2 separate regions of the Homo sapiens genome follow, and region 1 is linked to region 2. The links are chromatin loops, found by intact Hi-C in ENCODE. Cell type or tissue: PC-9. All regions are shown on one strand.

The links. Peaks named below come from ENCODE experiments on the same cell type or tissue, not always from the same donor. Only the 100,000 strongest peaks of a DNase experiment are listed, where the experiment ranks them.
Region 1: it touches region 2 in a loop (4-fold over the local background); 9 of 110 quality-filtered maps call a loop at or near these places.

Annotation. Positions count from the first base shown.
Region 1 is chr5:123,154,012-123,158,011 of GRCh38, forward strand. PRDM6 (PR/SET domain 6) reads left to right here. Exons shown (of 8, transcript NM_001136239.4): 4 at 1,873-2,000. Among named protein-coding and RNA genes, the nearest start is that of PRDM6-AS1, 66 kb to the left of the region's middle. RefSeq lists a silencer at 3,897-4,000. In PC-9, no CTCF peak of the experiment used is centred here; a DNase peak (open chromatin) is centred at 1,690.
Region 2 is chr5:123,032,995-123,036,994 of GRCh38, forward strand. PPIC (peptidylprolyl isomerase C) reads right to left here and starts at 3,731. Exons shown (of 5, transcript NM_000943.5): 1 at 3,515-3,731. The coding sequence starts at 3,631. PPIC-AS1 (PPIC antisense RNA 1) reads left to right here and starts at 2,928. Exons shown (of 2, transcript XR_001742868.2): 1 at 2,928-3,294. RefSeq lists silencers at 2,427-2,599, 3,908-3,957. In PC-9, no CTCF peak of the experiment used is centred here; DNase peaks (open chromatin) are centred at 2,497 and 3,777; H3K4me3 peaks cover 1,913 bases; H3K27ac peaks cover 1,366 bases.

The sequences.
Region 1 (4,000 bases), 120 kb after region 2:
ATTAAGGGAACCAAATGGCTTTGGTCAATGTTGCAATTTTGAAGAAACTGGTTAAGATTAAAAATTTCAACTCTGAGGCTGTCAACAACAGTTTCAGAGTTGAAATTTTGAATCTTAACTAGTTTTTTTAGAAAAACAAAAACAAAAACAAAACCCCACAACAACAAAAACAGAAACAACTACAGTGTAATCAATCCTAAATATGTTGTCTATCATTAGATTGTTCATGTAGCAGATGTAGCCACCCCATGCAATGTTTCCATTTTTTGCCATTATCCAAAACCTAGAAATTTAAAGAAGTCATTAGCCTTAAATAAATATAATCCAAGAATCTCTTCACTCTGCTCAAGCTAAATTGATTATCAGCTGTGATCACCCTGGTGTGTTTACCCAGTCATAACTTCTCAATTGTTTTTAACAGATTAATGTTTGAATTTCATTGTGGGGTTAGTGGAAAGGTTGGGGTTGGAGAGGAATGAGTTCAAGAAAAGCAAAAAATAAAATAAAATAAAATAAATAAAGTAAAAAAAAACTCAGCTGTTTTTAAATGACTAGTAAAAAGAAACTGTCATCACTAAGCCCGTTTGCACCCCCTCCCCCGGAATAGAACTGCTGAGCTAAACTAATATGAATGACCATACTAATTTTGGAGCCTAAATGTAACCAGTGAGGCTCTCTCTAACACTTATTTTCCATGCTTATTTGAAAAGGAAAATTGGAAGGGCGGACTAGCAAGAGTGAGAGACACGATTTGTCAGGATGCTCTGGAGAAGTAGCTACCAGCAGAAGGATCCCACTGCTGATTTTATCTGAAAAGGTGCAGTGTATGATGGTCCTTCTGAGAACCATACCCTTAGGAAATTCTTTAACTGTCCCTGCTTCCTGGATGGCCCCAGGACTGGGAGTGACTTTCTAGAATTGCTGTGGATACATGACCGCCTCATCTCCCACTCCTCTAGATACCATGTCTCCCTAAGTGCCCTGAATCTGAAGTCGTTTCTGGAAAGGCAAGCTGTTGCCTCTGCTGTTGGCACTGACTCTGTGTTTGCTTGGCTCCCTAGTTGCTTTCACAAGACTTTTTGTCTCATGCTTATTGAGTGGTTTGAAGCAGATTTCATTTTCTCAAATGCTATCTTGAAAGGAAATCTGCTTGAATTGATGTGAGGCAGTAACAATTAGACAACTCGGTTAAGAAATGTAGGATTCATAGGAGACAGCCATTTTTTTTCTTTCCTTTTTTGAGGGTCTCTCTTTTTTTTTTTTTTTTTTTTTTAATGACTCCTCTCCTACTAGTTTCAGGTCCTGAAAACTGAAGCCCTACATCTTCTTTGAGGTGAGAGTCCATTTATTTCACCCAAATCAGAGTCTGTTTTGCCAGTTCTTTACGGCTCCATAACTCTCCAACTGCCTTCTGCTGGGTGTCGCCCAGCCTGTTGAACAGACAGTTACTGCCTCCCGAATGCCTCTGGGCAGTTGTGTGTTTGAGACTGGGGGGCCTCGAATGTGGATGTTCCAACAATGTCAGTGCGGCCTCTCCTTTCAGCTTGCTTTGTTTATCCAGCAGCTCATTATTTAAGACTAGCCTGTCAAAATAAGTTAAATATTCTTTGGGAAATATGGTCACATCCGTGAGATACCACAAATATGTTTAATACAGAGAAGATTGGCTTGATAAGAAAAACATGATCGACTTGCATCATCAAAACATATTTTCCTGTTATTCCGGTTGAGTTGTCCACAAGCATCAATAAGCACTAGCAAACCTAAGGGCAATAAATTTCTGCAGCTGACACATAAAGACACCAAGGGAAGTAGGGAAAATGATTGCTGATGATTCGTTCTAACTACTTGACCTTCTGACCTCTTCTCCAGATATATGACCAGGATGGGACACTACAGCACTTTATTGATGGTGGGGAACCTAGTAAGTCGAGCTGGATGAGGTATATCCGATGTGCAAGGCACTGCGGAGAACAGAATCTAACAGTAGTTCAGTACAGGTAAAGTATATCTTGATTTACCACCTACAGAGCTGAAGCCATTTGGCTTGCATATACAAATTCAGGCTTGCCACTGGTGGGTAAAAAAAATCCTGCAGAACTCTGCAAGGACTGGCAGACATTTTTTTTTTTTGCTAGGTTTCTGAAACCTCCTTAGTTCCTATGACAGTAAGAGCATTCATGAACATTTAGGATTAAAAGTGCTCGTAGATGGCCTCCTTCACTCCGTGCACATGGTGAAGTTACTCCCACATCATTAGAACTTCCAGAATGGTCTGAATGAGCCCAGCAAACCCACTGACTTGGGGTGCTTTTCCCAAGCAGTCGTCTTCACACAGATAAGTAGAAGGTCAGAGATTCAGCCTCAGGTCTCTTGCTTTCAGTCTCCTTCATGCTGTCTCCTTTGAGGAATAGCTTTATTTGCACAACAGCATGGGAAACCAAGAACTCGCTACCTTCCCAAGGATACCTTTCCAAAACCGTTAGACTTAGTGGCAGTGACAGAGCCAGGGTAACTCTCCTGCTCCGTCTAAAGGTGGCAGTGGGTTTGGCCCTTTGATGATTCAGGATTTGTTTCAGTTGATGAGGCAGTTTCCGGGCATAGAGAAGCCCCTGGTTTCCTGAAAGGTATGGGCAAAACACAGAGGATAACAAAGGCAGGGTGGAGCCATCCCCATTTCCCTTAGGGGGTCCACATAGGGAGGCCTCTGGGGAGCTGAGAAGCAGGGTGGATTCCCCGGACACTCAGCCAGTTCTTCTCAGTGCACCTGCTGGTGAAGCATTTCCACTTAGTGCTAAGGAAGGCTGGAGTGGAGATGAGAGGGCAAAAACAAATCAAATAGGAAAAAAGCCCCACCACTAAGCCTTCTTCTCTCAAAATCCCTCGAAAACGTGTGCTATATAAATATATGACCTCAGTTATAAACAGCCGTGTTCTCTTTAGAATCAGAAGCAACTGTTTAGCTTTATTAGGCACCACAGACACATCAAAGCAGAGGGCTCTGTGCTCAGCAACTTGGAGTCCTGCCTATGGCTATTTATTTTCCTTTCCTTTTTTTTTTTTTTTAAACGAAGCTTAAGTTTTTTCTTTTTAACTTTCTTCCCCTTGTTGGTTAAAGGCTGCACAAATTTGGCTTGCTCTCTGAGGTCTTCAATTAAAAAAAATGTGGGCAGTATGTGACTCACCGCCTTGGTTTTCAGTGCAGTTTTATTTCATTAAATAACAGTTTAAATGAAGTAGCACAAGACAGTATTTCATTACACTGCTGTATGTGGGCTTTATTCACCTTTATTACAGCTGCATTTCTGTTGTGAGGTTTTTTATAAAACTCTGAGCTAGAAAATTAGTGAAGATTGTACTTGTCCACTTAGTAAGAGATAGTTTGGTTCTGTAATGGGTACCCAGGGAGCTATAGAGGCAAATTCTGAATTTGGGAAAACAAGAACCCCCTAAGAGGAAGGTGGGCACGGGTAAGTCATTGCCTATCTGTCAATATTAAGTGGGTTTTTTACAACTCCCCCTTTCATGACGGCGCTTACACTATGAGCTCTCTCTGCCGATCTGTTTTCGATTACTTCAGATCTTTACAAAATGAAATACAAAAGCCCAATTTTAAAAACTGGCATTCATCACCAGTGACCACGTCCAAGAGTAAGAAAATAGAAAAGTTGGACCCTGAAGAGCCAGGCTAATTTTTATTGTACATGAATGTCCTCTTCACAAAAAGTCAGCTGGTTTAAATTCATTCTGTTATGATTTGTAATATCTAAATGGAATTTTCTTCAAAGCACACTTGATTGATTGACCCTTAGCTGAACGTTTTGTTTTTATTTTGAGGCTGACAATAATGTTTATTGGCATGTGTTCCACTTCAACTGCGTTGGGACGCCATGAAGCTATCTTTATGAGTCATCCAACCACAATACTAAATACATGTCAGCAAAGGAAATATTATCTGAAAAGGGAAAAATCCCTTTGATGTGCTTCAACATGCAGAGAT
Region 2 (4,000 bases):
GAATTAATCCTGATTCCATTTCCAAAGTAACTAGGGAACACACCCAGTACATGAGCTGCGATGTGGAAGAAACTGTTCTCAAATGCAGCTCCACCACTCAATGGCCATGGAAACTTCAGCAAGTTAATTAAACTCTGAACTCCCTTTCTTCATCTGTAAAATAAATGATGATTCCTTTCAGGTCTGCTCTGTCACAGTAGGATTAAGAAGATAAACACAAATAACACTAACAAGTGACTTCTGAAATCAGGGACTATGGACTATGTGCTTTACCTGCTGCTATGGTTTGGATATTTGATCCTAATGTTGGAGGTGGGGCCTAATGCGAGGTGTTTGAGTCATGGGTGTAGATCCCTCATGAATGGCTTGGTGCCATCTCAGTAGTGAATGGGTTCTCACTTTGTTAGTTCCCATGAGAACTGGTTTTAAAAGGAAGCTGGCACCACCCCCTTCAGCTTCCTCTCTCTCCACGTGATCTGCACCTGCCTGCTCCCTATCACCTTCCGCCGCCGTGACTGGAAGCAGCCTGAGGCTGTCACCAGATGCCCAGTCTTGAATCTTACAGCTCATAGCAGAGCCGTGAGCTAAATAAACCTTTTTTCTTCATAAATTGCCCAGCCTCAAGTATTCTTTTATAGCAACATAAATGGACTAAGACATCTGCTTTACCACATCTAATGTGCAAAGCCCTCCCAGGTAGGGATGATTTCTATCTCCATTTGACAAAGGAGGAAACTGAGCTGTGGACATTAGATAACTTGTCTAAGGCCATCTAGCCACAGCCTCCTGGCCACTACATGCTAATGTGCTTGCAAGCTGTAATATGTGTGCAGCTGGAAGGATGGTGGCATTATTTCATACACTCCCGATGCCGGATCCTGCACAGATCCCATGGCATTGGTTCAGAAATATAGGTCAGCAAATGTAATTCTGTGGATTTGGAGCCCAATGAGCCAGAGCCCCCACCTGAGCCTCTATGGCTGGGGCAGGAAGCTGCCAGGCTGGCCCAGCAGCAGGATCTGTGGACCAAGTTAGTGCCACTAATGGGCCATGTGGGCAGAATAGCACCTCACACCTCTCTTATTTACAGATTCCTATTTTTAAATGAAATCAGAGGTAAACAAAAACACTGCTGGGGAAAACAATACACTAGAGCAATGGCCAATTAATGTACTTGTCTGCACTCAGAGAAATTATTTTTAACGTCATTTTCCAATAGATTTAGTTGTCTTTACAAGTTCATGAAAAAGTAATTTAACAGAGCAGAATCTGTTTAAGACGCACCTACACAATCAGCTTTTAGAAAAACTTAATGACAAATTTGGTAGGGGGAAAAAAGACATGTTAAGTAACAATTCTGAGAGTAGGGTGCATGCAAACTCTCCCTCAGTGACAGTGTCACAGACAAGGGTTTAGGATGCTCAAACCCTTCCCCTCCTGCAGCCACCAGCTTCCTCCTCTCTTGGCTCCATCTTCCAGTGGTTCCCCGCCCACACTGCCTGCACATCAGAATCACCAAAAGCTTCTAAAAGATAGGATACTGAGCCCCACCCATACAGATTGTGATTGACTTGCTCTGGGGTGGGTCACTGCATCAGTAAGTTTAAGAAGTTTCCCAGGTGAAACCTGTTCCCAAATATTGCAGGGGACGTACTTACACTAAAAACATTTATTCATTGTTAATCTGATATTCACATCTAACTGGGCATCCTGTATTTTATTTGGCAATCCTATTCCCTCTCCCTCGCCCCCTTTCTAAACCGTCAGCAACTCCTGTTAGTTATATCTCCAAAATCTATTTCAAGTCCTTCCCTTGCTCCCCATTTCAATGATTACCACCCTAATCCAAGCCACCATCTGGACTCTGGCATGGTGCCCTGAATGACCTCCCATTTCACTCTCCACTGAGTGACCACATAAATTTCTCGAGTATATATTGAGATCATGCCATTCTTATGCTTAAAACCCTTCAGTGGCTCTGACTGCAGAATAACACTTCAAATTTTAAGAATTGCCTCAATACCCGCATGCCTACCTGCAGCCTCTAAGGCCCTGTGTGATTCCGCTGCTGCTCACCCCTCCAACCTCATCTCAAGTCACCTCTCATTCTGTGCTGAAGCCATTCCGTCCTCTCCACATCCTCTGAATGCAGGGAGGGCTTTCCTGTTTGAGGACCTATGCATATGCAGTTCCCTTTGCCTCCTTAGTCTTCTCTGCGCTGGTTTTTCTCATTTTTCAGCTATTTTTAAATGTCACCCAAAGTATATTACAGTTTATTTCCTCCAACATTTCATAATTGTGCGAATTTTATGTTTATGGCTTTATCCCAAGAGACCCCGTTCAGCTCTGTGGCCTTGCACAAACCATTTCCCAAAGTTAGACATGCCTACAAGATCAAGAGGCTGGGAGTAAGATCAGAGCTTCTCGAAACCATCAGGCTGTTTATCAGCCCCGCCCACAACGTGGCACGGCCTTTCTGCGACATCAGATGCTGAGCTGGACCTCCTCCTCCCCACCCCCTAGTCCTCCCCGTCCTCAGGTGGCGTCTGCGGTCGAGGATGTAAGCATTCTACTCGTTGATTAGTATCGTTTCCATTGACAAACCCCAGACTGATGAAGACCACTTTCAGCTGCAGCCCGCCCCCTCCAGCTTCAGCTTCGAAGACACTATTGCCAGTGGGTTTTCTAGAAGTGGTGATCATGGGCACCAAATTATCCCCTCCCTCTCCCTGCATTCTCCCATTATCGTCTACCCTTGGTTAAATACGCTGAAAAAAGAACTGAAGCGGAGTTAAGTACGAGGAAGCCTTAAAGACGCACTTTCTGGCAGCCCCCCGCCCCCTTTCCCCGCAGTGGAGGCTGCCCCAGGTCTACAGGTGCCGCCTTCGCCCGGCCTCGCGTAGCCCACAGCAGGGGCCGCCCGCCCGCCGAAGTTGAAGGCGCACCTCCCCTTCCCGGGAAGGACGACGGTTCCCCAAAAGAGGCGGAGGGTAGTCTCTCATCTGAACCAGGCGCTTTAATGCCTGCCTGAAGCCACCGCGGCCAGCGTGGAGACCACGCAGCGGGCGGGCGGCTGCAAGCCCTGGGCTCCGAGCGCCTCTCCTGTGCGGGTCCCGCCCCCCTCCCCGCATTCCTCTCGTTCTGCTCCCGAGCCCAGGCCACGCTGAAGGAAGTACTTGGGCAGTCTCTTTCCTGGAGAACGGGCCCGCCGGTTCCGGAAGCCTCTCCTACCCCCAGGCTGGTCACCTCGGACTACCGACCCGGGACAAGAAGTCCAAGCAGACTGCGGCGGAGGTAGGCTGGCCTCAGCCCAGCTCCCCCAGGGTCTCCCCCGGAGCGCCGGCCTCCCAGCACGCGAGCAGCCCCCTCCCACCCAGTCCCGCGGCCGCCTCCAGTCCCCCTGCGCCCGGGAAGCCTCCACCTCGCCCGCCCTGACACCGAGGTCCCAGTATCCAAAGCGCCCCCAGGGCCCCGCCCGCAACAGGGGAAGTTGCAGCCCGCCGCTCTCGGTCACCTTGGCCGTCACCGAGGGGCCTCGCTTGCGGAAGCCCTCGGCCCCCGAAGAAAACACAAGTGCGCCGAGCCCCACGCAAAGCACGAGAGGTAGCAGCAGCCGAGGACCCGGGCCCATGGTGAGCGGTGGCAGCGGCGCTACCGGCACGGGCGCTACCGGCACGGGCGCGACACAGGCTCTGGGACAGCTGACGGGACTGCCGGCCGGCTGCGCCTGCGCGCTCCCGGTTGCGGGGGATGGGGATCGGGCAGTCCGGGAAGGGCGGGGACCCGGGGCGCGTTCCTCCCAAGTTCAGACTCGCGACCCGAACTTGGGATTCGGAGGAGCGCGCCCACAGGGCGCAGCCAGGGCTCGACCGCCGCGCCTTAGGCGGGTGCGGAGGGCGCCAGGGACGGGAGGGAGCCCGGGTTGCCCAGGCGCGGAGCCGGGCGCAGCGGGCTAGGCTGGGAGCACCTCCAGGAATTTACCGCGTAGGCGCGGATTAAA